2 separate regions of the Homo sapiens genome follow, and region 1 is linked to region 2. A link is an interaction called in ENCODE POLR2A ChIA-PET data of the cell type or tissue named here. Cell type or tissue: PC-9. All regions are shown on one strand. Each heading gives the region's core, and the rest is flanking DNA. Links, peaks and the distances in the headings are about the cores only. Region 1 holds the start of LOC105378835 (a long non-coding RNA gene). Region 2 has its middle 230 kb from the start of LINC01364.

Region 1 (2,921 bases), core at 163-2,662, 74 kb after region 2:
GAGACCGTTTATAATCTTTAAAAAGTGTCATTTCTGGCCCTTACAACAGTCTGGGCCTTCTCGTGTGCCATGTCAGGACTGAACATGATATAGCCAACTGTGGACTGCAGGATCCCAGAGCGGGCTCCCTCAGCCACAGCAAGCCTGTGAGCTTCCTCCTGTTCACCCAGCTCAGCTTCCTAGTGCCATACTCGCTGCACACACACCCCTACCTTCATGCCCATTTTTGATATTTCTGGTTTGGCAACCTGTTTTATGCAACCATTTCATCAGACTAAGAGAGCAAATGTGGACACCTTGTAACCGGTTGTTCCTTTGGAAAACATCAATTAATGTCCTTTCAAGCTGAAAGCTACATATAAGTAGTGACATTGAGTAGAATACAAAGAACGTGTCCATTCTTGTGTGAACCAAGTAAAATTAACCAAGCAAAAGGTTTTCTTTCCCACAAATAAGAATGTTTTATTTCAACCCGTGCACTATTGTTCTTAAGATGACAAATGTAATAATAGGTGAATCGAAGCCTTTTAACATAGAAAAATTAACAGATACTAGATTGCTGACTGCCTCTATGTACTTCTCAAACTTAAAAATTTTGTCAAACTCCTAGAAAACTGAAGTTAGAACAATAATTTTAAAGAAAGTTAAACTTCAGATTGACTTCCTTAGAAACTCAATGAGAAAGCAGAATTTATTTCTCAGTGTTTTTGGTTTGTTTTTTCTTTTGGGGCTAGAAATTATTTTGATGTTGTGAAATTATATCCAGTCTCATGATTGTGCTAATAAGCTCTACTTTGGTAAAGAACAGATATTTTGTAATAGCTTGTCCAGAATCACCTTAGAAACGTGTGTAGCAATTACTATGTGCCAGACCACTGTTCAAATGTTTTATATATATTGACTCATGTAATCCTTATACAACCTAGAAGTGGGAGGTGACAACGTGCTAGCAGCCCTCACTCGCTCTCGGCGCCTTCTCGGCCTCAGAGTCCAATGGCTCTGGACGCGCTTGAGGAGCCCTTCAACCCGCTGCTGCGCTGTGGGGGCCCCTCTCTGGGGCTGGCCGAGGCAGGAGCCGGCTCCCTCTGCTCACGGGGAGGTGTGGAGGGAGAGGAACGTCTGGGAGCCAGGGCCGCAAGCGGCACTCAGGGGCCTGCGCGGGTTCGGGTGGGCCGGGCTCAGAAGGCCCCGCGCTCAGCGCAGCCAGCCGGTGCCTGCTGGGCTTGATCAGGAGATGAGTTCCCTCTGGGCTGCCAGAGTGCCTGGGCTAGGTGCTGCAAAGTCCTATAGCGACTGCCATTGAGAAGTGAAGCCGGCTAGGCTTCTGGGTCAGGTGAGGACCTGAAGAACGTTTCTGTCTAGCTGAAGGTTTGTAAACGCACCAATCAGTGCTTTGTCAAAACGGACCCATCAGCTCTCTGTAAAACGGACCAATCAGCTCTCTGTAAAATGGACCAATCAGCTCTCTATAAAATGGACCAAGCAGTAGGATGTGGGTGGGGCCAGATAAGGGAACGAAAGCAGGCCTCCCAAGCCAGGAGCGGCAAACTGCTGGGATCCATTTCCATGCTGTGGACTCTTTGTGCTTTGCTCTTTGCAGTAAATCTTGCTGCTGCTCACTTTTTGGGTCTGCACCACCTTTATGAGCTGTAACACTCACCGCGAAGGTCTGCAGCTTTACACCTGAAGCCAGGGAGACCACGAACTCATCAGGAGGAACGAACAACTCCAGACGCGCGGCCTTTAAGAGCTGTAACACTCAACGCGAAGGTCTGCAGCTTCACTCTTGAAGTCAGCGAAACCGCAAACCCACCAGAAGGAAGAAACTCCGGACACATCTGAACACCTGAAGGAACAAACCCCGGACACACCATCTCTAAGAACTGTAACACTCACCGCCAGGGTCCGCGGCTTCATTCTTGAATCAGTGAGACCAAGAACCCACCAATTCCAGACACAGAAGGTTGGTATTCAGAGAGCTTGTGTAACCTATCCAAGGTCATACAGCTAAACAGGTGGCAGTGCTAGCATTTGAACCCAAATAGTGTGCCTCCAACAGCTCTAGTATATAAAGCATGTCTTGTAAGTAAATATCCTATTTTTTGCTTTGACTTTCATGATTGTTTTATCAATGTTTATTTAGAGATTTGATGATCCTCAGGTGTCAGTTATTCCTCTGCCACTTGAACTCCCTTCCCCCTTGGTTCTCGCTACCTGCATTTCCAGTCTGCCTGTCAAATAGTTAATGATCTGCATACAAACACTTTCATGAACTAGTGGAACTCAGCCTTTAAAAGAATCCTAGGGGAATTCTTTAAAGACTCTTTTACAGTATGAATAATCATCCCTTAGTTTATTCATCTGTAAATTTTTGGTTTCACATAGTACATTTTCTTCAGGCAGGGCCAACCACATTGCTTTTTAAACTCTTAGATAGATCAGCTTTGCTTTGTCATTTTGTGATCCAAGAAAGCCAATTATTTTAATGTCCACATCAACTATTCTCCTTTTAGAATTTATGAAAGTGAAAAATATGTAGCCCAAAAACTCTTTGTTAGAGAATATTTCTCATGAAATGGGAATTTTAGCCCTTCTTCTTACTTAGAGTACTTATTTGTTCAGTCGCAAGACAATGAAAATAAAATTTAAGTCTCCAAAATATTATTTCTATCCATTTAATTTTATCAGGCCAGACCAACTTTTCTCAGCAGATCAAATTAAATTTTTATATCGACTTTTCACTTTTATGTTGAGAAAATTTGTTATTCTATATCCATAGACTTTTGAGCAAATATCACCTAACTCTGATTGCTGTAATCTCCTCTGGCTGGTCTACCAGCTCTAAGAGACCTGCTTTCTAGCAGGTTCAGTTTTTTGAGATCAGGACAAAAGCCAGACTAAAGCACACTTTTAAGTACTTT
Region 2 (2,921 bases), core at 131-2,630:
CGTTATTCACAATAGCCTAGCTACAAAATCAATGGATGAAAAGATAAAGAAAATGTGGTAAATATACACAGTGGAATACTCTTCAGCCTTAAAAAAGGAAAGAAACCCTGTCATTTGTGACAACATAGATGCATGTGGAGGACGTTACATTAAGTGAAATAAGCTAGGCACAAAAAGACAAATATCACATGATCTCACTTGTATGTGGAATCTAAAGGTGAATTCATAGAAGCAGAGAGTAGAAGGGTGGTTACCAGATGAGTAGTGGTGGTGGGGCAGGAAGGGGTGGAGCAGATTAGAGAGATACTCGTCAGAGGATACAAAGTTTCTGTAAGACAGGAAAAATCAGTTTAAGGGATCTGTTGTACAAGAAGGTGACTCTAGTTAATAACACTGTATTGTATAGTTGAACATTGCTAAGAGAGTAGATTTTAAGTGTTCTCACCACATACGCACACAAAATGGTAAGTATGTGAGGTAATGGATATGTTGATTAGCTCGATTTAGCCATTCCACAATGTATACATATTCAAGACACCATATTGTACCCAAATGCAGCAAATATTTATCAGAAGCATTTTAGAAGCACAAAGCACTGCGATAGGAGCTCCAAACTGGGAGCATCTGTAAGTCACCAATTCTCAAGGCAGTAATAAGGATCAGAGAGATATCAAAAAGATATTATTTTACCTCTAAGCAAGGATTATGCTATTTACTCTGGTGCCTTCAGTTTGCAAATAAAATGACTAATCGTGAATAGATTCCCTCTTGAAATCTTTGAAGAGTTTCTTCCCCACTCCTGGCTTCCAACAACTGTGGAATCCTGGTAATGTGGGGGAGTGGGCAACTGGGAGGCAGAAGCTTATCTAATGCTGTAATTTGATAAGGTAGCCAGAAGCTACAGCACTAATATACCACTTTCTCTTAGTACCTGCAGAGCCTGTCTTTCTTAATCATTTCTTCCTGCTAAAAGGTTTAAAGCCAATCTTCATGTCTTAAGAATAAAAATGTCAGAACATTACCAATTTACTTGTCTTCTTTGATACCTTGGCTTAAAAGACCTGAATCTCATCAATGTTGGTCATTTATTATACATACCTGAGTGGTACTATTTCACTTAAATAAAGGAGGCCAGAGGCACTGGAGTTTAGAAACCAGGAGAAACAAACTAGAAACCACAGGATCCAACCCATGGTATAAAAATCTTAGTGGAAGAACCACTCTGGCAAATCTCTGCTTACTTTTGGCTTCAAGGGCTCATCTTTTTTTCTCTCACTCAGAGAATATAAAAATCTGCAGAATACAACATGCTAACCTTAACCTCCAAGGTAGAAACCTAGTGGCAACCCTTGCAATTTTTCAGTGGAAACTTGCTGTTTTAAATGGAAAGCTAGAGAAGATAAAACCACTCAAATCTTCCTCAATGACCCTGATATCGTATATTTCTTTTCTTTTCTTTTTTTTTTTTTTGAGACAGAGTCTTGCTCTGTCACCCAGGCTGGAGTGCAGTGGCGCGATCTTGGCTCACTGCAACCTCTGCCTCCTGGGTTCAAGCAATTCTCCTGCCTTAGCCTCCAGAGTAGCTGGGATTATAGGCGCGTGCCACCATGCTCGGCTAATTTTTGTATTTTTAGTAGAGACGGGGTTCCACACCATGTTGGCCAGGTTGGTCTCGAACTCCTGACCTCGTGATCCACCCACCTTGGCCTCCCAAAGTGCTGGGATTACAGGCGTGAGCCACCGCACCTGGCCAATTATCTTATATTTCACATGTTGTACATTTTACAGAGGGGCTAATCAAAAATCTAAGTTCTTTATGTTTAAATTGTAACTTTACATAGATAAGTGCAAATAAAAATAGTCATAAAGCTCTAGTAATACTAGTTAGATTCTTGTTTCTCAAAAATTTTAAGTATCTGAAAAAGGACTGTCCCATTTTGATTTGAATCCCAAATATGTAGCTTTGTCTTTTTCTTTTCATAGATGAATAGAAAAATATCTACTGCAATAGAACCATCCAAATTAGAATGAGACAATCATGGGCTGGCAATATGGAAGGAAATAAAGAAAGGATTAGCATGACAAACTTGGGTTTGGAGTCTCATATCCTTTCTAATGGCAGAGACCCAAGAGTCCTATTGAAACAATTTCCTTAAACTACCAATGGGAAAAAAATCTCTCTGGCTACTCCACTCCCCTCACCCTGGGTGCCAGGCCCCAGCTTGTTCACAGTTACCACCTCATCCCATCCCTAGCATCTACGTATAGCCAGACATCAGTGAGGAGGGCAACAGCAACAGAACCATGAGCACTGATAATGATACCTGGTCCTATGGAGGACACTACACCCTGAATCAAAACCAGAAGTGGGTGCAATGTGAAAATAAAGGGAGGTGTGCCATTCAGAAAGACACAGTTTAGATGAAAACCCATTTCAAATGTCCCAGTAGAACAACTATGGAGGAAAATTAATGAAAACATGTTTCCTTGCTCTATTAAATCAGTAAATCCCAGAAATATGGAATCTTTTTCATGTATCAGATATGGATACGTACTACTGAGGAATGTTTATTTCCTAGACAAGCTATCCTCTTGCTATGTGCTGTATATCACAATGCAGTGAAATTTTAATACAGGTGAAATTTGACCCTTTAAAGAAAATGTTAAGTAAAATCAAAATTGATAGTATTATTACTATTAATAAAACACATTTATTTTATTAAGGAAGTTTAATTATACAGCCATGCGTCTTTTAAAGATGGTGATAGATTCTGAGAAATTCATCCTTAGATGATTCTGTCATTGTTCAAACATCATAGAATGTACTTACACAAACCTAGATGGTATAGCCTAGTACAGACCTAGCCTATGTTTATCCTATTGTTCCTAGCTTACAAACCTGTACAGTATGTTACTGTGCT

The links. ChIA-PET counts read pairs that join two places held together with the same protein. Peaks named below come from ENCODE experiments on the same cell type or tissue, not always from the same donor. Only the 100,000 strongest peaks of a DNase experiment are listed, where the experiment ranks them.
Region 1: POLR2A ChIA-PET joins it to region 2 with 15 read pairs; 2 of 35 experiments call an interaction of 5 or more read pairs at or near these places.

The regions. Positions count from the first base shown.
Region 1 is chr1:87,527,505-87,530,425 of GRCh38, reverse strand. It overlaps LOC107985408 (a long non-coding RNA gene), which reads right to left. Exons shown (of 4, transcript XR_001737795.1): 4 at 1,813-1,846. LOC105378835 (a long non-coding RNA gene) reads left to right here and starts at 1,854. Exons shown (of 3, transcript XR_947567.2): 1 at 1,854-1,963. In PC-9, for the core only: no CTCF peak of the experiment used is centred there; no DNase peak of the experiment used is centred there.
Region 2 is chr1:87,601,752-87,604,672 of GRCh38, reverse strand. No RefSeq gene overlaps it. Among named protein-coding and RNA genes, the nearest start is that of LINC01364, 230 kb to the right of the region's middle. In PC-9, for the core only: no CTCF peak of the experiment used is centred there; no DNase peak of the experiment used is centred there.